3 separate regions of the Mus musculus genome follow, and regions 1 and 3 are each linked to region 2. A link is a contact called in ENCODE Hi-C or POLR2A ChIA-PET data. All regions are on one chromosome and are shown on one strand. The core of a region is the stretch at or near the end of the contact, and the rest is flanking DNA. Distances in the headings are between cores, read along the strand shown.

The links. A loop is a pair of places that touch in the nucleus more often than their neighbours do. ChIA-PET counts read pairs that join two places held with the same protein, here RNA polymerase II (POLR2A).
Region 1: a loop to region 2 is called in a map of heart, with 2.9 times the contacts of the local background. The contact joins the promoter of 5830408C22Rik here to the enhancer-like site in region 2. A Hi-C loop is called at or near these places in 8 of 37 maps with a recorded cell type or tissue (T-helper 17 cell, gastrocnemius, heart and 2 more). POLR2A ChIA-PET finds 5 or more read pairs at or near these places in 3 of 5 experiments (Patski and embryonic stem cell).
Region 3: POLR2A ChIA-PET joins it to region 2 with 14 read pairs in Patski. The contact joins the promoter of Adam9 here to the enhancer-like site in region 2. POLR2A ChIA-PET finds 5 or more read pairs at or near these places in 2 of 5 experiments (Patski and embryonic stem cell).

Annotation. Positions count from the first base shown.
Region 1 is chr8:25,100,206-25,103,490 of GRCm38, forward strand. 5830408C22Rik (RIKEN cDNA 5830408C22 gene) reads left to right here and starts at 1,974. Exons shown (of 2, transcript NR_155282.1): 1 at 1,974-2,006. It overlaps Plekha2 (pleckstrin homology domain-containing, family A (phosphoinositide binding specific) member 2), which reads right to left and starts at 1,606. Exons shown (of 12, transcript NM_031257.3): 1 at 1,455-1,606.
Region 2 is chr8:25,066,756-25,069,624 of GRCm38, forward strand. All of the region lies in intron 3 of Plekha2 (pleckstrin homology domain-containing, family A (phosphoinositide binding specific) member 2), which reads right to left. Among named protein-coding and RNA genes, the nearest start is that of Htra4, 29 kb to the left of the region's middle. Within about 2 kb of position 1,581, at least 1 of the 3 ENCODE cell types and tissues checked has a DNase peak (open chromatin) inside an H3K27ac peak, as active enhancers do; it is heart, where a contact is called at or near this core.
Region 3 is chr8:25,015,183-25,018,198 of GRCm38, forward strand. It overlaps Adam9 (a disintegrin and metallopeptidase domain 9 (meltrin gamma)), which reads right to left and starts at 1,740. Exons shown (of 22, transcript NM_001270996.1): 1 at 1,503-1,740. The coding sequence starts at 1,599. It overlaps Tm2d2 (TM2 domain containing 2), which reads left to right and starts at 2,029. Exons shown (of 4, transcript NM_027194.3): 1 at 2,029-2,410; 2 at 2,884-2,971. The coding sequence starts at 2,187.

The DNA of each region.
Region 1 (3,285 bases), core at 724-3,223, 34 kb after region 2:
GCAGCAGCCAACAACCAAACCCTGTGTGTGTCCAGGATGGATTGTGTCCCTCAATAAAAACCCCAATCCCAAGAGATCTGAGCTCTCTTCACGTCACTGGGATGACATGAGGGAGGTTGCAGGCCCTACTTCCTTTCACACAAGGGAGAAGCAGCAAGCACTAATGTAAGGGAAGAGAAGGGTGTGCCATCTCTCCACCAAAGGACAGGCAGTTCCCAAATTGATCCCGGGTAGAAATTCGCCAGTTAAGAGGTAGGTAAGACTCCCATGTAAGCCAGCTAAAACTCCACTAAGGGTACCAGTAATCTGTAAAAAGACATCTGCAGATACAGCCAAAGGACTCATCAGTCTAAAGACAATAGCTAGAGAAACGTTGCCTGACACAACCTGAGGCCCCACCTTTCTTCTGTTTCTTCTCAGTGATAGCTTTCATTCATTTGCTCAACAAACTCTACTCTTCTTAGAACCCTGCCTCAGGCAGCACCCAGGGAAAGCTAAACTCTGCCAAGGCCACTGATTATGCTTCAGAAATCCTCCTCTGGCTTCTCCAAACACCAGGGACTCCAGTTTGATGCTCTGCACAGCCAGGGTCCTTCACTAGTCTGACAACTCCCTAAAGACCCGGTGAGCTGCTGGCCCACTGCTAACTCAGTACGTTCTTATTACCAAGTTATTATCATTATTATTAACAAGTCACTAGATGCAACCAAGTTGAAGATAAAACTTCTACCCTTCCTGTGTCTTCTGCTTAGCTGTTGCTGGAAGCGTTATACTCCTCCTGGAGGGGGGTGGGGGGGTGGAGGAGTGGGAGGCAACAAAGAAAGAGTGGGGGATGGGGGACAGCTAATCAAAGACATTAAGAACACTAGCACAATTTTGGAACTTCAGCCTCTACTGCAAACCAAAATGCTCCCAGGAGCCGCAACTGGTTCGTTCTCCCCTGCTCCTCCTCTAGTGTTTATGCGCCTCTGAAAAACTCTTAATTGAGTCCAATCAGGGACAGAAGGAGTACAAACGGAAGATGTTCACGAAGGAAGGAAGCCTTAAAGGTGAAAGACTCGGGGCAGGGCTGCCCAGGGCAGAAGGTGTACAAGGGTGCCCTGGTCATGCCCTGATACTTTTTTTCCCTTCCCACACGACCTGGCCCCATCTCTCCTTTCTTCTTTTCTTTTCCTTTTAAATTTTAAGTCTCCATGGCTGAGCAGAACAGGGAAGCGCGGACGTTAAAGGGGACAGCCTTTTGAGGCTTCCCCTCGAAAGGGTTACCTAACCTGGAACCGACCTACGTTTTCCACCAAGTCACCTCCATTGCCAGGAATCCCAGAAGCCCATGGCGGGAGCAGACGAAAGGAGGAGTCTCCCCAGGGTAGCATTCTAGGCCCGCGCCAAGTTAAAAAGGAGTGAGAAGGAGAAGGAAGAGGCTCCAACACCCAACTCGTGCCTGAGGGACTTGCCTGGGACGTTCTCTGCGCTCCTCCCCTACCCGCTGCCCGGGCAGTCCTTGAGGGGCTACCACCCCTGTGCTTGAACCTCGGAGAAGTTTCGCCGCTGCAAACGTGAGAATCTGCAGCTCCACAGGACACCGCCCCCACACGCCCCACCCCACAGCCCGACCCCTGGCGGTGGCGACCTTGGTCACCCAGGAGGCGCCAGTGCACTGGAGGAGGGGCTGCATTTGGGGCTTTCCTGGGAGCTAGGGGAGGTGGCCCATTGGGCCACCTCCGGTCGCCGTCCACCACCCGGACTGGCGCCACCAAGCAAACCCAGCCGCCCTGCTCCCCTCTCTGCCCTCCGCGCCCGGACCCTTGCGCCTCTCTGCCCGACTCACCGCGCTCTGCGCAGCAAGGGTCGCATCGGGTCCCAGAGCTCTGCGCCTCGGGGCTTCGCTTCCCGCCTGTCCTGCGGCACACTTCTCCCTTATCCTCAGCTGTCCTCCAAGGCCGTCTCTCGACTCTTTTTTTCCGGGTTAATTTCGTTTCACATTAAAGCAAAACCCAGCCCCGGATGTGAGTACAATGCTCCTCGGGCCTCCAGGGGGGAGGAGAGGGGTGCGGAGACCTCGAGGGGACAGCAGCGGGGGATGGCGGGGGGGAGGAGGTTGGTGGGATGTAACCCGGCTGCAGCAGGTGTCCGCGATGGGGTGCTCGACCGTCACGTCCCGAGCCTACTTCTGCGCACTGTGCAGCCGGCCCAAACCGCGGCTGCCCGGAGGGCGAGGGGGCGTTGGGAGTTTAGGGGTGGAGAGAGGAACGCATCGCCCCCTGCGGTCTAAAGTGCACCCCCCGGAGCTAAGAGGGTCGCCAACGCCCTGACCCAGCTTGCCTGGCCCTTCTTGGAGCACGGAGAGAAGTGGGAAAGAGAAGCTGGATTCGATAGGTTCAGCCTAGGGTGACCAGACAGAACTCCAGCGCCCTCGCCCTTCAGTCACACAGCAACCCGTAGGTATCAATCCGGTGCTGGGGCCGATGAGGAAACCGAGACTCCAAGACATTAGGTAACTTGTTCTGGGTCCCCAGTCAGTAGAGGGCAGGTCTGTCCGGTCTAACGCAGGCCTCCCTCGTGGAGACATTGACATTTAAATATAAGTAACGCCAGGCAGACAAAGTGGACTCAATTTTACGGTAAAATTGTCAGCCCAGGGACCGAGCACCGAGAGATGCGGCTTTGGGGGCTGGGGGCGGGGAGGAGGATGCTGATGTCAGCCGTGTGGGTCCAAGGTACTCGGAGTGTGTAGTGAAAAAGTCGCCCCCGGAAGCTCTGCAGGACTAGGCCTGGCTTCGCGGGTGGGAAGTACGGTGCGAGGCAAAGGCAGCCTGGCAGCCTGGGGGCTGAGGGCTGCAGCCAGGTGAGCCGGCAGGAAGGCGGGACGCCCGGCAGCACACGCCCCGAAAGCTCCCCTGATGAAACCGCAGGCGCTTCCTCTTCTATTTTGATAGCCAAAGCGAAAATGAGCCGCCCAGTTCGCTCAGGTGTGAAAAAAAGACGTTTGCTTTAGAACATTATGCTCTGAATGAGGAAGGAAAAGAAAACGAGGTGGGGAGAGGGGAGCCATTTCCCTTGAAATAAACATCAACGTCAATTTTGTACGTTTGAGGAGGTCCCTTGCCCTGCATTGGGGCTTCAAGTAGCATTTCTCCTAACCGGCTCCCATTCCTTAGGCAGCTGGTGACCCGTGACCCCGCTCAGTGCCTCAGTTTCTATATCTGGGTCAAGCGAGTCAATTCTTGCGGGGTTTCCTTCCTACACAAAGGTGCTATGTACTTTTTTTTTTTTTTTTTTTTAACG
Region 2 (2,869 bases), core at 331-2,830:
CTGGGCTGTGCTGTGCTGTGCTGTGCTGTGCTGTGCTGTGCTGTGCTGGGCTGGGCTGGGCTATGCTGGGCTGTGCTGGGCTGTGCTGTGCTGTGTGTGCTGTGCTATGCTGGGCTATGCTGTGCTGGGCTGTGCTGTGCTGGGCTGGGCTGGGCTGGGCTGGGCTGGGCTGGGCTGGGCTGGGCTGGGCTGGGCTGGGCTGGGCTGGGCTGGGCTAGGCTGTGCTGTGCTGTGCTGGGCTATGCTGGGCTGTGCTGTGCTGGGCTATGCTATGCTTGGCTGTGCTGTGCTGTGCTGTGCTGTGCTGTGCTGGGCTGGGCTGGGCTGGGCTGGGCTGGGCTGGGCTGGGCTGGGCTGGGCTGGGCTGGGCTGGGCTGGGCTGGGCTATGCTATGCTATGCTATGCTATGCTATGCTATGCTATGCTATGCTATGCTATGCTATGCTATGCTATGCTATGCTATAGTATGCTGGGCTGGGCTGGGTTGTGCTGTGTTGGGTTGGGTTGGGCTGTGCTGTGCTGTGCTTGGCTGGGTTCCTGCATTAACCCTGAGTGTCACGGACCTGCTGTTTTCTGGCCCTAGGAACCCACCCACCTCCCAGCTTCCTTCTCATCCAGCTGGCAATTTTGATGGAGTTGAGAAGCTTGGTCCCTAAGATCCTCTCTACCTTGTCTGTAGCATCGCCCTTTCCTGGGGAGACTCCTATTTATCACCGGCTGAACAGAGTGCCACTGGCTGACCCTTTGACCCCACGTGGATTACAAATGATCATGCTCACTGCACTGATTAGTCAGCCTGGGAAAATGCTACCCATGCAGTTATTGTGAGAACCAGAGCTTCCAAAGGCCATACACGGCTTTCTGCTTGTTCATATTCGTATATGCACTTTATAGTCGGAGGGTCCACATGCATGTGCATTTACAGTGTGCCCCAGCCTCATGGCTTAGCATGGAAGTGTTGTTGGGCAAAGTAATTCATTGCCAAACTAATGAGATTGATCCCTGTTCTGTCCTGATTAGCTGTAGACCAGGGTTAAGAACCTCCATAGACCAGTTTCTCCCTTAGTAACACCAACGTGAGAAGGTAAATGTCCTTCTCACAGACACAGGGCAGCAGGCACGAAAAATTAATTTGTCCACCTGTGGCTACGTCCACAGAGAAGGGCTGTTGCAGAACTCTGACTTTGGCCTGTCCCTGACAGCCTGCCCCCAGAGGCTTGGACAGCCCCCCCCTGCCCCCCCCCCGCATCTACCTTCCACCCGTTGGTGACAGTGTCAGGCTACAACCATCTTCAAACACAGGAAGAGCACAGGCCCTACAGGAAGCAGTGTGGCCACAGGTGGGTGAGGACATCCAACAGTCTGACTCAAGCGAGGGCACCCAGGCACAAACATTCTCATACCACAAGGCAGACACAATTGAGTCACTGCCCAACAGTGGTCGGCTGGCAGGTCCTGTGAGCACGCCAACATCGAGAGAGTGTCGGGGTGAAGAAAAGAATACCCTTGGGGCCCCCCACGAGTGACGCAGAAGAGCCACCTGGCAGCTGGACAGTCTCAGGAGCTTTCGATTATCAGACGCAGTAGCAACCTAAGCGTCACCCAAGCGTCGGGACACCGTGAGGGCCAGCCACACCCTGTCTGCCGTTGGCCGGAAGTGAGGCCTCTCAGCACCCGGGACAAAAGCAGAGGAAGGTCTTGGAGAACTCAAAAGCATGCCCCAGTGTCAGAGGAGACTGTCCCGCAACAAAGTAAGAAAGCCACCCACACAATCATCAGAGGCCTTTCAAGTTGGTACATACGTAAGCATATTTATCTGGAAATTTATCAGTGCCCTTCAGTGGGCTCTCCAGAGCAGTAGTAGCTCTCAGCCTTCCTAACACCGTGGCCTCTTCTTTTCTTTTCTCTTCTCTTCTCTTCTCTTCTCTTCTCTTCTCTTCTCTTCTCTTCTCTTCTTTCCTTTCCTTTCCTTTGCTTTTTTTATTTGAAATTTTCTTTATTTACATTTCAAATGTTATCCCCTTTCCTAGTTTCCTCTCTAAAAATCTCCTATCCCCTCTCCCCTCCCCCTGCTCACCAATCCACCCACTCCCACTTCCTTAACCTGGCATTCCCCTATACTGGGGCACAGAACCTTCACAGGACCAAGGGCCTCTCCTCCCATTGATGACTGACTAGGCTATCCTCTGCTACATATGCAGCTAGGGCCATGAGTCCCACCACCATGTGTTTTCTTTGGTTGGTGGTTTAGTCCCAGGGAGCTCTGGGGGTACTGGTTGGTTCATATTGTTGTTCCTCCTATGGGGCTGCAGACCCCTTCAGCTCCTTGGGTACTTTCTCTATCACCTTCATTGGGGACCCTGTGTTCTGTCCAACTGTGGCCCTCAAATACAGTTCCTCATGCTACCCAACCATAGAATTATTTTCTTGCTATTTCCTAATTGTAATTTTGCTACAGTTATGAACCATAGTGGAAATCTCTGTGTTTGCCTATGGTCTTAGGTGACCCCTGTGAAAGGGTCGCTCAACACCTCAAGGGGTCCCGACCCACAGGTTGAGAATCACTGTTTTGGAGTCTCTCTCTCTACCCGTCCACACCCAGCCCACAACACACAAATAGTTAATAGCCAGTATTTTTGGAGGACCTGTTATCTATCAGAAGCCCTCAAAAAATAGATCCAGTAGGGCTGGGGGCTGGCTGTGTGAAGACCTCTGGGATGGGACAGAAGGACAATGAAAAGATAACACCATGGGCCAGGTTCAGTTATTTCCTAGTTTGCCCAACCAGACTGCTTCTGTTGTCATTATGTCCTGGAGACAGATACTTCCATCTTTGGGTCGGCCCTCTGGAGGACAGCACCCCCCCACA
Region 3 (3,016 bases), core at 490-2,989, 51 kb before region 2:
TGCCAGTCCACCTGGCTTTCCCTCCCAGGATCTCTTTCCACAAGCTACCTAACCACACATTAACACTCTCACCCTTTTCCAACAAGTTGTTTTCTTTTATAACCACTTACTCTTGGAGGGGGTAAAAATAAAGCTCCTTATGTTTATAATGGATCCCTCCACTCTTTTTAAGTTGAAATTCTCTCACCCTTTTAGCTCAGTTCAAAAATCACACTTTCAAAAAAGGAAAAAAAAAAACCACACACACACACACACACACACACAACACCAAAAAACAAAAAACAAAAACAAACAAACAAAAAAAAAAAAACCCTTCAGCATCTCTCCTATATCTTAGTCCACATGGTCACCCTTTAGATCCTCCAAAAGCATCAGGAATGGGTTTCCTTCCTGATGAAGGCTGGATAGATTTCCAAAGCGAATACTCATGCCTATGTGAGCAGCTGGCCCATTGCAGCAGCAACTGAAGAACACAAGGATATTCCATTCATTTTTATGCCCATGTGTAACAACAAACATATACATGTACTAAAAATATAATCTGGTTTTTGCTGGCAAACACAAGAAGTTAGAGATTATTAAAATTTCAGTTCCTTTCATAGCGATATTGTTAACTAGAACAGCACGTTTCATCAGACACGTCCTGGAAGCATCCCATTGAAAATTTGTCAGTATTTATAAACTCCAGGAGGACGCTAACTTAATTAAAAAGGAGAAAGCCAAAGACAAGAAGCTGTAATTAGTTTCGTGAAGGTCAGCGGTCCTGAACTCAAATCTACACTCATCACCTTTGAAGGCAACAATTTTGTAAAGCCTTCTATTGTCCATAGTGTTCCCGGAGCTCAAAGAGATAACTAAGCCATGCAAACACTAATTTAATACAAAGGATGAAATAAATAACTTATTTCCAGGAAAAAAAGAACCTAGTGTGTTCCCATTCAGTTTCATCATCCACAATATAAATATCTTACATATTTACGGGAAGTTTCACAATTCAGATGTGCTGGCGAACAGTAATTTAATTCTTTCCGATAATCCCCTGGGTTAAACAGAGCAGAGATTCTTTGTCCAGATTTAGATAGATTGAACTACAGGCTCTAGAAACGTAGCGTTTCGTTGATTTTATTATTTTAAGTATCCTTACTAACAAAAAAAAAAAAAAAAAAAAAAAAAAAAACGGCCCAAGGAAAACCCGCCCTCTTCTCCATCGGGATCCCTGTGGACCTACTGCTGAGTCGTCCAAGACGGCGAACGTCAAACCCCAAATCCTGATAGACTGAAGCAAAAGTTCCATCTCCCAGCCCAGAGCTGGTGACAGCCACTCCACCCGCAAAGCACTCGCTGCAGCCCGGGAGTAGCGAGCGCACCGCCACAGTGCAGCCGGCCGCCGGCCACCGGGCTCCGGGTCAGCGCTGACAGGGGAGCCGGAGCCCAGGGTCCGCCTCGCAGCCCTCACCACCCAGCACTCACTCCCCACAGCACGGTTCCCGTCCGGCACCCACCTGGTCGCCCGGCCTCGAGGACTGGGCCCAGCAAGCCACACGCCAGCAGCCACCTTAGTCGCAGAGAGGCAAGGGGCGAGAGCGCGCGCGGCCCCATAGCGAGGGCTTCGGCAGGTTCCGCTCAACGCGCGGCCGCCGCCTCCGCCCCTTCGGTCATCCTTGCAACCCCGCGGGGGCCCCCGGGCTGGCGGGGCGCTCGCCCTCGGCGAGCACGCGCGCGGCACTGACGCAGCAACCCCCCCCCCCCCAAAAACCCCGCCCCTTTCCCGATCCCGCGGCCAGAGGCTGACGTAGGGAAAATACAGTCTGGCCAACCCACCGGCGGCCGCCGCCGCCGCCGCTCCAGTTCGCGCCCGGCTGTTCCGCCCCTCCGCCCGCTCAGCGGAGACTAGAGAAGGTAGGAGGGGCTGGAGGGCGGGGCTAAGGGAAGCTCCACCCTCCCTCCGCTCCGTGCAGCAGTGAAGGGTCTACTGGAGGGCGGAGCGAAGCCAGGCCACACCTTTCCCCTGGCCGTTTCTGATTGGCCGTAGTGGCAGGCGGAGCGTCGAGCTGCGCACGGGTTGGCTGTGGAACGGAGGGTTGCGTACCCGACGTAGAGAGAGGCCTGACAGCGCCGGGCTCCGGTGGGCCGTGGCGGCCTGGCTTTGTTTTTAGGCCAGGTCTCTAGGACCGGCCCCCGGGAAGATGGTGCTGGGCGGCTGCCCTGTGAGTTACCTATTGCTGTGCGGCCAGGCGGCCCTGCTATTGGGGAACCTGCTGCTGCTGCACTGTGTTTCTCGGAGCCACTCGTTTAATGCTACGGCCGAACTGGATCTCACACCCTCGGGCGCCGCTCACCTCGAGGGTCCCGCGGCCTCAAGCTGGGAATACAGCGACCCCAACTCGCCAGTCATCCTTTGCTCTTACCTGTAAGCTGCCGGGACGTGGCGGGCGGACCTAGAGGGGGATCGGGCCAGGGATAGCTGTTGGTTGTGGGAGCGGAAGGCTGCTTCCACCTCGGGGAGGTGATTCCGGGACTGGTGCCTCTCAATTGCCCTGCCACAGAAAGCAATTAAACTGTGTGTTAGTGGTAGATACTGGGAAGGAGTAATGTAGGCTACAGAACCCTTCCACTTCCTGCACCCTTTCTGCTGCCTTGGTTACAGGATGAGTTCAAGGCCAACCAGCCAGCCTGGGTAACTTGTCTCAAATTTAAAAAAAAAAGAAAGAAAGAAAATTCAAGGGCTGGAAATGTAGCTCAAAGGTAGATAGCACCTCTAGCGTATCCAGTTCCCAGTACAGAAGGAGGAACAGATATTAAAAGAGGAACGAAAATAGCATTGCGTGCGGACACAGAAGCAATCGGCAAAAGGCACTGATGAAAAATCTTACTGATTTGCAGACCCGACGAGTTCGTAGACTGTGATGCCCCAGTGGATCACGTTGGAAATGCAACTGCCTCCCAGGAGCTTGGTTATGGTTGTCTCAAGGTGAGGATTTTGTTCTTTGTACAGGCACCTTCGTGGGAAGCATGG